Regions from separate parts of the Mus musculus genome. Here region 2 is linked to region 1. Evidence: chromatin contacts called from ENCODE POLR2A ChIA-PET data. All regions are on one chromosome and are shown on one strand. The core of a region is the stretch at or near the end of the contact, and the rest is flanking DNA. Distances in the headings are between cores, read along the strand shown.

Evidence for each region. ChIA-PET counts read pairs that join two places held with the same protein, here RNA polymerase II (POLR2A).
Region 2: POLR2A ChIA-PET joins it to region 1 with 16 read pairs in Patski. The contact joins the promoter of Ptpn23 here to the promoter of Nbeal2 in region 1. POLR2A ChIA-PET finds 5 or more read pairs at or near these places in 2 of 5 experiments (Patski and embryonic stem cell).

The regions. Positions count from the first base shown.
Region 1 is chr9:110,651,003-110,658,103 of GRCm38, forward strand. Nbeal2 (neurobeachin-like 2) reads right to left here and starts at 3,159. Exons shown (of 54, transcript NM_183276.2): 1 at 2,895-3,159. The coding sequence starts at 2,945. It overlaps Ccdc12 (coiled-coil domain containing 12), which reads left to right and starts at 5,501. Exons shown (of 7, transcript NM_028312.3): 1 at 5,501-5,656. The coding sequence starts at 5,561.
Region 2 is chr9:110,405,690-110,412,790 of GRCm38, forward strand. It overlaps Ptpn23 (protein tyrosine phosphatase, non-receptor type 23), which reads right to left and starts at 2,521. Exons shown (of 25, transcript NM_001081043.1): 1 at 2,345-2,521. The coding sequence starts at 2,428.

The sequences.
Region 1 (7,101 bases), core at 1,909-4,408:
ACCTAACTTCTGAGTCCTTCATTACTGGCATACTTGGAGAATTCAGCTCAGTTTCCCTGTCCTGCCAGGCTCTTTGTGATCCTCAGCTCCCCCATCAGTGTGTGTGTGTGTGCACGTGCGTGCACTGCTCCAGCCTGCAGAGGGGCTGCTCATTTACAGGCTATTTTGCATTAACCTTCCCAAGTGCCAGCATGCCAGGTGCTGTCCCCATCTCCTGGTCCTCTTGAGCTTCTCCTGTTTCTTCCTTGAGGACTCTGGTAGGTGTGTTCTACCCATTCACCATGGCAGCTCTGTCCTGCTCCCTACTTCAGACAACTTGATGCTGCTTCTCTTCCTCCTCTTTCAGACAGGGTCTCACTTTGTAGACCAAGTTGTTCTGGAACTCATAAGAGATCTGACTGCTTCTGCCTTCAAGTGGTGGGATTAAAGGTGAAGAGGGGGGTGTCAGAATGAGAAAGAGAGAGGGGGGAGAGGGACAGACAGAGAGGAAGAAAGGGGGAGAGGGAGAGAGAGGAAGAGGGAGAGAGAAAGACATGCCATGTTCGCTGAAAGCTTGCTTCTTCTATTTCCTATTGCTATGTGCTCATTCCTGTTGTTCCTGGCCTCCAGCCCTCAAAATCCCAACTCTGCCTGCTGTGGGATAACTTCCTTGATTGGTCACTACCCTGGTCATCTTCTCATCCAGTCATTCAGCTAACACCCAGGGAAGGGAACACTTACTAAATGCTAAGTTCTGGGAAGCAAGGGCAGTGAAGGTTAAAAACGCTCCAAGAGGAACAACAGGTGGTGTTCCAGGTAGAGGGCCACCTGAGGCTTCCTGACCACAAGACCAAGGCTTGGGTGGCTAAAGGAACTCTCCTGGTGACTTTGCCTTGGTTTCCCCAAGAGGACCCTGAGGCACACCAACTGATTTATCTTCAGGGACACTCTGATACTGTCCCCTCCCTCTCACTCCTCTCAGAGCCCACCAAGAGGGCAGGACTCATGTGAGGAGGGAAGGCAGATCTAAATCTAGGGTCTTTTGGGGGAAAGAAGGGCAGGAACTAGGGTGCTTCCCCCTCTGTCCTCACCCAGACCCACAACTGGGGAAACAGGTTTGCCAGCAGATGGTAGCTTCTGCCGCTGAAGGGAGGGGCCACCTGCGCTGCTGGCTGGTTGGCTGTGGACTGACAAAAAAGGGTCTCTTTTTTCTTTTTGAGACAAGTCTCAAAAGACTGTTGCCCAGATTGGCCTCAGACATTTGGCAATCCTCCTGCCTCAACCTCTCTCATGCTGGCATTACAGGCATGTGCCATCATGCTGGGGCGAAGGGTCTCGCAACACCTGTCAGATCCGCCCTTGCCTTACACACCCCGTGACACACACGGCGGGTCCCTAGCAGCACTATCTTTCCTTGGGAACCCAGCACCGAGAAGTGGGACGGTGTTTTTGGAGCAGGCAGGAAGGCTGCACTGGGTGGCTGCCTGGCTTCCTCTCCCCAGGCAGCCCGGCCCCACCCGACTCCTGAGTTTGCTCTCACATCCTGGATTTATTTGTTGGCTTGGTCCCAGGCTGCCCCCTGCCTGTCTAGGCTTCCACTTCTACAACCAGCCAGCTTGAGCTCCATACCTAAGCCTTCTGGGAGGCGGTGGGAGCACAGCAGACAGAAGTGGCCAACAGCTCAAAACCAAACAGCCCAGCCACTATGAAAGGGTACAGTCCCAGGAAGCTGGACCAGAACATCTCCAGCAGCCTACCACCCAGCCTGAAAACCCAGCGGTGACATCTCTGCAGATTCATCACCTGGTTTAAGTTCTCTTCACATGGTGATCTCCCTTGAAGATGGAGATACAGGGGCTGAATGGAGGAGAGGCAGGCTTTTCTGACCTACACCAGCCATAGTGGCTCCCTCTCTACAAAGTCCAGGTGGCCTGAGGGTAAAACTGCGTTGATTCTACAGCCGGGAAGTAAAGGCTTAAAGGTGCAATGAGCTCGGACTTGGTTACCCTAAGTGGGACTCTACTACATGCCACCGGCCCAAGAAGACCAAAGAAGCTGTGGCCCTTCAGACTTAGACAAACCATCAGGCAGCCTCTTCAGAGGGCCAGGGTAGAGCATGAACTCTCCCCATATCCCTGCTCTCCCAGTGACAAGCTGTTCATGGACACACAATGGACCATTGTGTCCAGGGCACACCTGAGCTAGGCACCTAGTGCCAAGCAGGTGCAAGGAGGGAGGCATAACCCCGGGATCACTCCCTGCTTCCAGTGCAAAAGGGAAAGTGAGGCTTCTAGAGTTTGAGTCAGAGGCATCACAGCCCCTTCGCTCCCCTTCTGATACCAGCGGAGTCAGCCTGAAACGAGGGTCCCTTTCAGCCATCCCTCCTGACCTCACCATCCTCCCTGGCCCATTGCAGAATGGAGGTAGGCTAAAGTTGCTTCAAGTACAGTAAGAGCTCATCACTAAGAACTCTGAAGGAGTCTGAAGTGACGAACGTCTGATGTACTTGTCAGAAGCGGCACCTGCCGGATCCCCCAGCCTACATGACATTCTAGCCACCATGACCACCTATCGCGAATGCGCCTCTCAGGCGAAGCAACCAACCAGCAAACTGAGTCCCTCTCTTTCCAGGTCTCAGTTTACCCAGTTGTGAAAAGGGTGAGAACTGACTGGCCAGGGCAACTGAGGCTGCGCGGTCTCGCTGAGGACTTGCAATACAGCGCTCACCGGCGAACACTGTCCCCTGGCACAAATGCCCGAGGTAGCCCGGCAGCCAGGGGCACGCACGTGTGCGCGGAGCTGAAGTCCCGCGTGCGCGCGCCGATCTGCGGCCCCGGGGGAGCCGGACGCAGGTGCAGCAGACACTGCGTGCGCGGATCTGGGGACCCCGCGGACCAGGGGCGAGACGGGCTCACCTGCGCGTAGTAGAGCAGCCACAACTCGTAGAGCCGCTCCGAGGCGGCCATGGCCTGACCGGGCTCTGGCCCTGCTGCGCGCCACCTGTCGCCGCCTCCTCCGCGCCGCCCGCCGGTTGCCCCGGGCCAGGCCCATGGGCGGGAGGGCGTCACTCCGGGGCGGAGCGGCGCTACACTGCTGGGGGAAGTCCGCGGCTCCTGACCCTGTCGCACTTAGCCACCAAAGTCTACACGCCCCTCCTCCTCCTCCCGGCCGGCCACCGCCTGGCTTCCTACACTTGGTTGTCTGTGGCAGCGGCCACCGCCCCGCCTCTCCTAGGACTGTCCAAAGGGCGGGGAAGTCAGGCTGGAGGAGGAGCCTGGGGTCAGGGCGGCCCGGGAGGTCGCATGGAGCTCCGCCTCTCGCAGGCGGAGTCCATTCAGAGCCACTGGCAGGATTATTTCCATCCTCCCCAGTGAGGGGCCCGTAAAGGCTTTAACCCGAGTACAGAACCTATCGGGCTTGGAATTATCGCTGTTCAATGAAAGGACTGTGGTTCGCGTGGAGATGACTAGGGTCCTTCAACAATACTAATAATAACCTCGCCCATGACGAACACTTGTGGCACTAACTACGTGCAAGGTTCTGTTTTAAGAGCTTTATGGAAGACAAGTGCTACCTTTTAGTTTCGCCTAGTGTTGAGCTGGATGGAAGGAATCATCAGTCGACTGCAGGACAAACCTACCTGCAGAGGAGCGGCGTCCTTACCAAGTTTAGGATACATACAGTAGCCCACTCCCTCTAGGAATCCTGCCCAGGTGCTCCATTGCTGGGAGCCCCTCCTCCCAGGGCCCGGCACTTGTCAGTCATTTTTTGTTCCTTTGGCCTGAAGGAGGTGGGTGCCTCATGCCGGCTTTAATGAATGAAGAAACTGAGGCTCAGACAAGCCAAATGAGAATTGCAGGGACAGCAGGAACAAGGGATCTAGGCCTGGCTGAGTCATTTCTGGGCCACTGTCACCAACACCCTGTCTGTCCTTTCCTTGTGACTGGACTGTGAAGTGAGGGAGCCCCTGGTGTTGGGTGGGAACCAGCTTCTTTGTTAGGGGTAGGGGAAAGTTTGCTAGGTCCAGATGGCTCCTATTGGTCCTAGGGATCGATCAGTATGAAGCGCCCTATGCATCTTAGTATGAGCTTACCTTTCCTGAGCACAGATACCCTCTATGCCAGGGGCTGGCAGCCACCCCGTCTCCTACTGTAAGGGAAGGTCCCAGACAGAACCAGGTTAACCCAGGATAACACCGAGCTTAGGAAACGGTGACATTTGAAGGGAGCTGTTAGGGAAGATCATTCTCCTTTGGGCCAGCTTTATAACAGAAGCCCCAGACAGGGAGCCACGTTGCTCATGGGCTTGCCATCTCCTGGAAGAGGAGGAGGAGAAGAAAAGAAGCAAACGCATCTGTGACCATCTGCCGCAGTCAAACTCCTTCTTCTCCTTTTGTTTTGTGAGACAAGATTTCTCCATGTAGTCCTGACTATCCTGGAATTCGCTTTGGAAACCAGGCTGGACTCCAACTCAGAAATCCATCCACCTGCCTCTGCCTCTCAAGTGCCGGGATTAAAGTCGTGCGCCACCACGCCCGGCTCCGTCAACCTCTTTTTATACTGGGAGGAGAGAGTAATTCAGTGGCACTTATTCGGCCCTGGTTGCTGTTTGCTCTTTTTTTTGTTGTTGTTTGTTTGTTTTTCGAGACAGGGTTTCCCTGTATAGCCCTGGCTATCCTGGAACTCACTTTGTAGACCAGGCTGGCCTCGAACTCAGAAATCTGCCTGCCTCTGCCTCCCAAGTGCCAGGATTAAAGGCGTGCGCCACCACGCCCGGCTGCTATTTGCTTTTAAGCAGGTAAGGTAGCCTGACTCTGATTATGCTGCAGCTCCCGAAAGAGATGCGAGATCATTCTTGAGTTCAAAGGAAAAGGCCATGTAGCCAGGCCTCGAACTCAGCAGTTCTGGAGCCAGAGAGTGGATAGCAAGGCTTATGCGCAACAACTCATCAGGCGAGTGAGTGCAAGCTGCCACTGGCACTCTGTAGAGAAGGGAGAGGCTGACCTCAGAGTGAGTTGGGAATGAGAGTGGCCAAGGAAGGTTTCTGGGTGTTTGTCTGGTAGTGGTGCGTTAAGACAAGGTTATCTTACGTAGCCCAGACTGAACCCGACCCCATAATTTTGATGCCTCAGCCTCTGAAGTGCTGGAATTACAAACGTGCACCACCTCACCCGGCTCAGGGAATGTTTCTCAAGGCATTCGCTCTTGAAGAATTGGCACAAGTGGATAAGGATGGCTAAATATTCCAAGAGGGCAGTTAGGAGAGGTGGGTGGTGGTTAGGCAAAACCAGAGCAATCGACTCTCTCTATTCTCTTCCTCTCAGGTCTGATTCTATTTGCTTTCTCACAAATTAAGTGTCGGACAAATCGAATCTTAACGCCTTTGCCCACAACCCAGCCGGCTCACTCGCTGTACAGGTGCTCCAGATCAAGGGGCGTGGACTTTTGTATCAACTCAGCATTGATTGGTTCTCAGGGCTTCCGGCTCTCCATTGTCTCCCTTGGATTGGCCGTAAGACATTCTCCTGCTCACTGAGCCTGCGCGAGGCAGAAGTGAAAAGGAGGTGGGGGCCTCCGAAAAGATGGCGGCTGCTCCTGCCGGTGTGGGCCGCCTAGAGGAAGAGGCGCTGCGGCGGAAAGAACGGCTGAAGGCCCTCCGGGAGAAAACCGGGCGCAAGGTGAGGCACGGTGGAGTGAGAGCTGCGGGTATGGCGGCCAGTGCTCTGGGCCAGTGGGAAGGCGGAGGATTACCAGGGAACCACTGAAGCCAAAGTGCGCGTGCGCGTAGCGCATGCGCAGTGGGACGGCGCTGACCTCTGAGATAGGCTCGTTTCTTGAGTGCAGGGGCGGAGCTCGCGCGTGCGCCTTAGGAAGTCGTTTTCGGGCGACAACCCAGATATTTTATCCATCATGGTAGTTGTTGCAAGGCCGGCTTTTAACTACATGTTTGTTGGGCTCGGCGGTTTTTTTGTTTATTTGTTTGTTTAAGTTTTTGATTGGCCCCATTGGCCGTGCCTTCCAACACCTACCACCAGGGCTCCCTTGGGTAGGACAGCTAGTGACCTTTCTGGGTGGACTGCAGGGAAAGAAGGCTGCCGTTTCTTTCCCGTCTTGGCTTACTAGTCCTATTAGTTGCCAGATTCGAAAAACACTTTTCCTTCCTTTCGGTAGCCACCGAAATATGGTCTGGATTCATCCTTACTTGCTGGTCTTTCCAAAGAAATGAAATTCACTACTTGTGTGCAGATTTTGGCTGTGTCTTTCGACACGGTGAGACTTAGGACAAATTGTTTCATGTTCCTAAGCCTGTTTGTTTGTTTTTGTGTTTGTGTTTTCACTTCTCCAGTAGAGGAATAAATAACACAGTCACTTTTGTGGGTTATTTTGCCATATAATAGGGAAAATCAGTGATTGAGGCTTGTTTCACCACACCTGACCTGCAGTAAGTTTTGAAATTAGTCTTAAGTCGTGTACCTAGTTCCTTCTCAAGACCATTTTTTTTTGGCTATTGAAGTTCTTTTGAGAACATCAGCATGGGAAGCTGGAAGATGTTGGCTCTTTGTTACATAGGCAAAAAAACAAAACAAAACCAACCAACCAAACAAACAAACAAAAAACGGTGTCCCTCATTCAACAACAACAAAAAACATTTGGCAGAGGTGGAGGAAATCAGAGACTCCACTTCCGACTTACTAAACAAAAAAAAAAAAAAAAAAAAAAAAAACCGAGATTGGTCAGTCTCGGTTGGCTTTGTTTTCCTTTCGGAATAGCTGCCTACCTTGTAGCATACTATGAGAAAGCGAAAGGGAAGTAGTGAGAGCGACCGACCGCTGGCCCAGCAGGCTTCTGCTTTCCTTGGCAGCCTAGAGACCCATCAGATGACTACCCTCCTGCCCTTCAGACCCAGGGAGGCGCAGGCTTGGCTCTCATCCTCATCTGTCACTCTCTCTGATACTCTTGAGGCAGGTTCTCTCCAGGAGCCGGAAGCTTGTGGTTGGTTGGTCGGTTGGTTGTTTAGGCTACGCTGGCAGCCAACAAGCCCTGTAGATCCTCCTGCCTCTGCCTACCAAGTGTTGGGATTGAGGCTTGTTCCACCACACCCAGCCTGCAGTAAGTTCTGAAA
Region 2 (7,101 bases), core at 1,271-3,770, 250 kb before region 1:
TTAAAACACAGCACATATAGGAGCAGAGTGTATCGGAGAACACCTTTAATACCAACACTTAGGAGGCCAAGGCAGGCCTGTGAATTTGAGGACTGCCTAGTCTACATAGTAAGTTCCAGGATAGCCAAAGCTCCATAGTGAGTCCCTGTCTTGAAAAGAGAAAAACGAACAAAACCCAATATATATATAGGGCCAGAGTAGCAGGGTCAGGGGAGGAAGGCACTTGCTGCCAGGTCTAACCACCTGAGTTTGAGTCCCTGGACCTGCCTAGCAGAAGGAGAACACTAACTCCTGCAAGCTGACCTCTGGCCTCCACACAAATGGACTGCCATGCCTGAACCCACACACCCAGACACAGACACAGACACAGACACACATACATACACACACACACACACACACACACACACACACATAAAGATCAAACACAGCACATGGAACTGTTGTTAAAGAAAGGGTGAAGGGAAGGAAATTCAGAAGAGGAAAAGACTAATCCAGATTAAGTTAAGCTTTTTGGAAGTCAGAGCTACATACAGCTGGACCTTGAAAGTTGAATGGAACCAATTCACAGAGATTACAGAATGGCCCTATTGCCTCTCTGTGGGGCAAACATGAGAGCTCTTTTAAGTAGACCAGTGATTCTCAACATGTAGGCCTCAGCTCCTTTGGGGTAGCAGATCAGATAGCCTGCATATCAGATATTTACACTAAGATTCCTAGCTAGCAAAATTAACAGTTCTGAGGTAGCAACCACTGAGGTAATATAATTTCCACAATCAAAAGTACAACATGGAGAAAAGCCTATTAAGGAAAGAAGAAGTAATAATTATGAACAGAATGTAGAATACCTAAATCACAGAAACACAGATCAAACATATAACATATTACAACAGGAGTGAGACAAAAGATCAAAGAATTAGGCTATGTCAGAGAGAATCCTGAATGGGAAACTAAAAATACTGGCTTTACTCTGTAAGACTCTGTATAACCAGGGCCCAATATACTATGTCTTTATCTTCCTCAATTTTGATACATTTTAGAAAAATTCACCTCATAATATTAAACAGAAGATGGTAGCCAGGTGGTGGGCGGTGGTGGTGTACGCCTTTAATCCCAGCACTTGGGAGGCAGAGGCAGGCGGATCTCTGAGAGGCCTCAAACAAAGTGAGTTCCAGGACAGCCAAACAAACAAACAAACAAAAAAAGAGAAGATGGTAAAGAATTAACAAAAGTCTGTAAATTTAGATCAATTGGCTTACTACGCTGGTCTTACAGGTGGGGAAAGGAGTCTGGGCTGGGGGCATATATCTCTGTGGAAGAGCACCTGCCTAGCTTCTTGTGCCAGGCTCTGTCTGGGTCTGATACTCACAGCTTGGACCACCACCACATCCACACACCCGGCACCTGAATGCACCTCACCCTATCCTCAAGCAAGTAGGGCCTGATCAGAGGAAGTGGTGATATGAAGAGAATCCAGGAGGCAAGTCCATCGGAAACTACTTCCAAACCCATTTTCTTTCTCCTCCTTTCCCTAAATACCACGGAGTGGTAAAGGATTCTAGACTGTCTACTCCAACCGCTGCTGTGCTAAATCCCCAAGACTCCTCCCAGCTCCCCACCTGCCCACTGCTGCTACGGCCCTCTCGGAGGTTACCCAGTTCCACATCACCACACCTGATCTCACCACGGAAACCCCTTGCCTCAGTGAGCTCCAAACGACTGCTCTAGCCAGCACAATGACTCATAGGATGCCAAGAGCCCTAGCGTGATTCAAGCCCTCTAATCATCAACAAGAAACTGTCTTTTTGGTTCAAAGGAACTTTGGAACAGAAATTTTGTCAGGAGACCATAGAGAATTGGAGGGTCAGACATCCAACTGCACACAGACACACACTCAGTCACACACTCTAAGAGCCAGACATTCCTATGGACCACTCGGGCTCCGGTCTTAAACACACATTCTTTCCTAGTCCAGTCTTGAACTGGGAGGCCACCAAGGCCCGGGCCTAGCATGGACTCCGTAGACCCTGGACCGCCATCGCTCCCCGCGGGGGCTCCCTGGACATGGAGGAACAGGGCAGAGCTGGGTCCAGGAGCGTCATCGCAAGGAAGCGCTGAACCTCGGTAGAAACGCGGGTGGTCTGGGACAGAAGTCCGGAAGAGGGTCCCCATAATGATGCACTGCCAGTCGGAGAAAACGATGATGTGCCGGCCGGGGAGGGGTGGGCCATCCTAAGGGAAAACGCCTGGCCCGACCTGTGACGGAACCCGGGGAGGGACAGGCGCGCAGGGGGGGCGTCACGCGCGGGCAGACGACGGAGATGCGCGGCGAAGGTGTGCTCACCTTCTTCACCGCAGACTGGAAGTGAAAGTCACCGGCCTCCTTCAGGTCCAGCCAGATCATGGGCATCCGGGGCACGGCCTCCATCGCGGGTAGCGCCTAGCGGCCCTAGGGCCGCTCCCCTCCCAGGTCCAGCAGCTGCTTCAGCCGCGCGCGCAACCCCGCCCCTCCACGCCGGAAGCTGCTCGTCACGCGGAGTGACGCACTCCCCCCGCAGCCTGTTGGGAGGTGCAGTCCGGCCCCCCCACCCCGGTAGTCTTTTTGCACATGCGCACACCTCTTCGCGCATGCTCGGTCTTCTCGCGCGAAGGGTCTTGGGTGGAGAGACGACCCAATCCACGGTGAAGGGGCTTCTGGGAATAGTGATCTCCTCCACTAAGCTTGAGGCTTTGCTGGGATTTTCTGGTTTGCGTAACGTTCTTCTTCCTCCCGGGGGGGCCCTTCAAAAACTCACCCATGAATTTGTAATTCCCAAATCTTGAGAGCGGTGAAGGATGGGGACTAGTGCTGCATAGAGAACGACTAGTGTGATGTTAGGGAGAGGGGTTGTGAAGACAGCCATGAGCTATGCAAACTGTATGGCGGGATGGAACTCAGGCTAAAAGTGCCAAGGGATTCCTTCTGTCCGCGGTTGAGGGGGCAGGAACACTGCTCCACACCACCACCCTCTGCAGCCTGAGGAGTTCTTGATTTTTAGTAGGATACATTGAACAGCCAAGTTAACACCTAAGAAGACTGCGACTCTGGAAGGAACTATACAGCGACGAGCATTTGTCTCTGGAGACACCTGTGAAACAGGAATTTTAAAGCTGTGTTGTGTGTATTGTTAAATTTTAGACATAAATAATGGAGACACCCCGGAGATTGAGGGAAGAGACTAGGTCATTTCAAGGCTGGACTGGGCAACATAACAATACGTTGTCTCAAACAAATTTTAAAAATAAGGAAACGGAGAAAGTAGTGAGTGACCTTTTGTAGTCTTCTAGGAGACCGGTGATTGTGGCTTTGGGTGAAAAAGGCTTTAAAAAAAAAAGTGGGTAGATAATGCACTTTGAGGAACATCTGAGAACTATTTTGAAAAAAAAGTATCCTAAGTTGGGGTGGGTACATGTTAGGGAATGAGATCAAAGTTGATTTCCAAGTTTCTGCCTGGTTTAGGTGGATAGCTGACAGGCTGTTACCTGACATGAGGAAATTGGGAGGAACATGTAGAAGGGAGCGCAAGACTTCAGGTCTAGTTTGTGTGAAGATGAGGACAGATGCATTTAGAGGCAATGTAGAGCCCGAGAATAAAGACTCTGGATTCACAAGACGGGTTTCCCCGACCCAGGTAGGGCCCACGTCCTCTTTGTAGAAGTAACAGACATTTCCATACTAAAAGTATGTTAGGGTCTAGAGAGGTGGGTTGGTTGTTAAGAACACTGGCTGCTCTTCCAGAGGACCTGGCTTTGATTTTCAGCATCTACATGGCAGTTCCCAGCAGTCTATAACTCCAGTTCCAGACCTTTAGTCTTCTTCTGGGTTCTGTGGGCACTGCACACATGTGGTACACAGACATACATATGTGCCAAGCAAAACTCCTATACACATACAATAATTTTTAAAATGAAGTTTAGCCAGGCGGTGGTGGCGCATGCCTTTAATCCCAGCACTTGGGAGGCAGAGGCAGGTGGATTTCTGAGTTCGAGGCCAGCCTGGTCTACAGAGTGAGTTCCAGGACAGCCAGGGCTACACAGAGAAACCTTGTCTTTAAAAAAACAAAACAAAACACAAAAAAATGAAGTTTAAAGAGTATGTTAAGCTGGGGGGATGATTTGGAAGCTAAGGTGTTGCCACACAAACACGGGAACAATCTTGGGAATCAACCTAAAGATAGGAGGATTGAAAACTGGCTGGACAGAGTTGTACACCACGGCCTGTGTGTGCCCCCCCCCCAATTCATTATGCAGAGACACGATAAAGCTAATTTTTGAGAGTCGGAAGCCAGCTAGTGCAGCTGTCCGTTCTGTGTCTCTGCTTTCTGGATGCTCTGAGGCGAACTCGGCCATCAAGGTCCTCCCTACGATAACCCTTGAAGCTATGAGGCAAAATGCCTTTTAATTTTGAGGTATTTTTGTCACGGCAATTGATTTGAGAACAAAAGGAGTTGTTTGTGGGAAGAGTTTCATTATGAATTATAACCCTCTGAAGATGGATGGTGGGGGGAGGGGTGGTACAATAGCTAGTGTACCTAAAAGCTGTCGCCTTCAAATGGTTAAAATTGTAAGGATTACATTAGATATGCTTTACTGCAAGACTAAGGTGTGTGTGCGCGCGCACAAGATCTTTCACTAAGCTATCCGGGGGGGGGGGGGGGGTAGCACACTCATTTAATCACAGCATGTGAGAAGTGACCCCCAAGTGAGAAGGCAAGCCCCACCTAGACTATGTATTAAGTTCCAGGCCAGCTTGGGCTTCTTTAGAACCTGCCCCTATACCAACATTACAGACACCATTTCTGCAAAACTCAGGAACAACAGGTGAGTCCCAGCTGAGGGGAAGCCCTGCTGAGCAAAGAGAAGCAACAGCTTAGATCCCAAAAATGAGGCCAGGAAGGGATCAATGTGAGCTAGAACAGGGAGGGGGTAGGGGGTAGTAGGAAGTCTTGGTTTTTGTTTTTTGTTGTTTTGTGGGTTTTTTTTGTTTTTGTTTTTGTTTTTGTTGTTCTTTCTTTAATTTTTTTACTTTTCTTTCTTCTTCTTCTTCTTTCTTCTTCTTTCTTCTTCTTCTTCTTCTTCTTCTTCTTCTTTCTTCTTCTTCTTTCTTCTTCTTTCTTCTTCTTCTTCTTCTTCTTCTTCTTCTTCTTCTTCTTCCTTCTTCTTCTTCTTCTTCTTCTTCTTCTTCTTCTTCTTCTTCTTCTTCTTCTTCTTCTTCTTCTTTCTTTCTTCTTTCTTCTTCTTCTCCTCCTCCTCCTCCTCCTCCTCCTTCTTCTTCTTTTTCTTCTTTTTTGGAAGTCTTAATTCTTGTAGACAGACCATGTAACAAAGGGGCATTCCAGAGGGTGGCACTGCAGGGAAAGCTCTAGGATTCAGAACAGCCAAGTAGCCGCCTCTGCATCTTGAGCATCCTATCCCTATTGGCTGCCCTCCCCTGAGCCTCACTACTTATTTGGCAGTGCCAGAGCTTGAACCTAGTGTGTTGTGTGTTAGGCAAGCACTCTCACCACTGAGCCCCATCTCTAGCCCCCCTCTCCTCTGTAGAATGGATAAATTCCCAGTGGATTCATTCCCAGCCCCAAATGGTACTTCTCAAGTCAAATTACTGCAAACACAGATGTGAGTTCTGGGGTATCTATACAGTTGCTATAACAGAGTACAATAGACTAGATGAGCCAGCTAGCAGGAATTTAAGGCTGGGAACGAGGCCCAAGTGTAGCATACTTCCCTAGCAAACGTGAAGCCCTGAGCTCAACGCTCAGTTACAGTAATTGGTATGAAAGTGTCAGAGAGCAAAAGATCCATCATAGATGTCAAATGCTGATGCCGGTGGTGGGATGGGCCGGGGAAGGTGAAGGGGTAGAAGGGATGCCCCATCTCATCCTCCCCTCCCACTTACCCATTTCCCCAGCAAAGCAGGAAGTTAGAGGTAACATAGGCTCCCATGGTTCAAGGGAAGAGTCAGTCCCATCACCAGGGGGCAGCAAACACCACATTAAGCCAGGTCAGCTTGTCCTCTCAGGACCTTTCCTTCCAGTAAGCTGCATGGCCCCTTAAAGACACACTGAAAGCCTTCCTCCTGTTACCAATGTGGAAACTTGTGTCTGGGTTTTGGGAGTTGACCACCCAAACTGCCCCCAGCAAGTGAATGTAAGAGTCCAGGATGGAGGTGGGTCATTTATTCAGCCTACTTTACTTGCCCCCCCCCCCACACACACACACCAGGATCCCACAAAATGTTTTAGGTGCTGTTGAACGAAACAGGTGAACATCTCTGCCCTCAAGAAAGACGACATTTGCCGGGCAGTGGTGGCGCACACCTTTAATCCCAGAACTCGAGAGGCAGAGGCAGGCGGATTTCTGAGTTCGAGGCCAGCCTGGTCTACAAAGTGAGTTCCAGGACAGCCAGGGCTATACAGAGAAACCCTGTCTCAAAAAAAAAAAAAAAAAAAAAAAAGAAAGAAAGAAAGAAAGAAAGACGACATTTTAAAAAAATGAGCCCAAGATATGACACAAAGCAGAGACTCATCATTTGGAAGGCTGAGGTTTGAGGCCAGCTTGGGCTACTTAGGAAACCCTATCTCAAAAGAAACTGTTGTTAGGAGAAGAGGAAGAGAAAGAGGTGGAGGAAAAGGAAGGGAAACACAGAGAGAGAGGCACAGACACACACACACACAGAGAGAGAGAGAGAGAGAGAAAGAGAGAGAGAGAATATATACAATGTGGATAGAAACTTATGTGGACAGTCAAAAATATGTGAAAGATGACCCATCTCATCAGTAACCAGAGAAATGCAAACCAAACTACACTGAAAAGCCATTTCAGATTGGTGACTATGATCCAGTTAATAACAACAGTCCTTGTCAAGAATGAGTTACTTTGGGCTGGAGAGATGGCTCAGCAGTTAAGAGCACTGACTGCTCTCCTGAATTCAAATCCCAGCAACCACATAGTGGCTCACAACCATCAGTACAGCTACAGTGTACTCATATACATAAATAAATCTTTTTTTAAAAGAGTTACTTTCACTGTACAGCTAAATTAAACTTGTTTACGTTTGTTTGT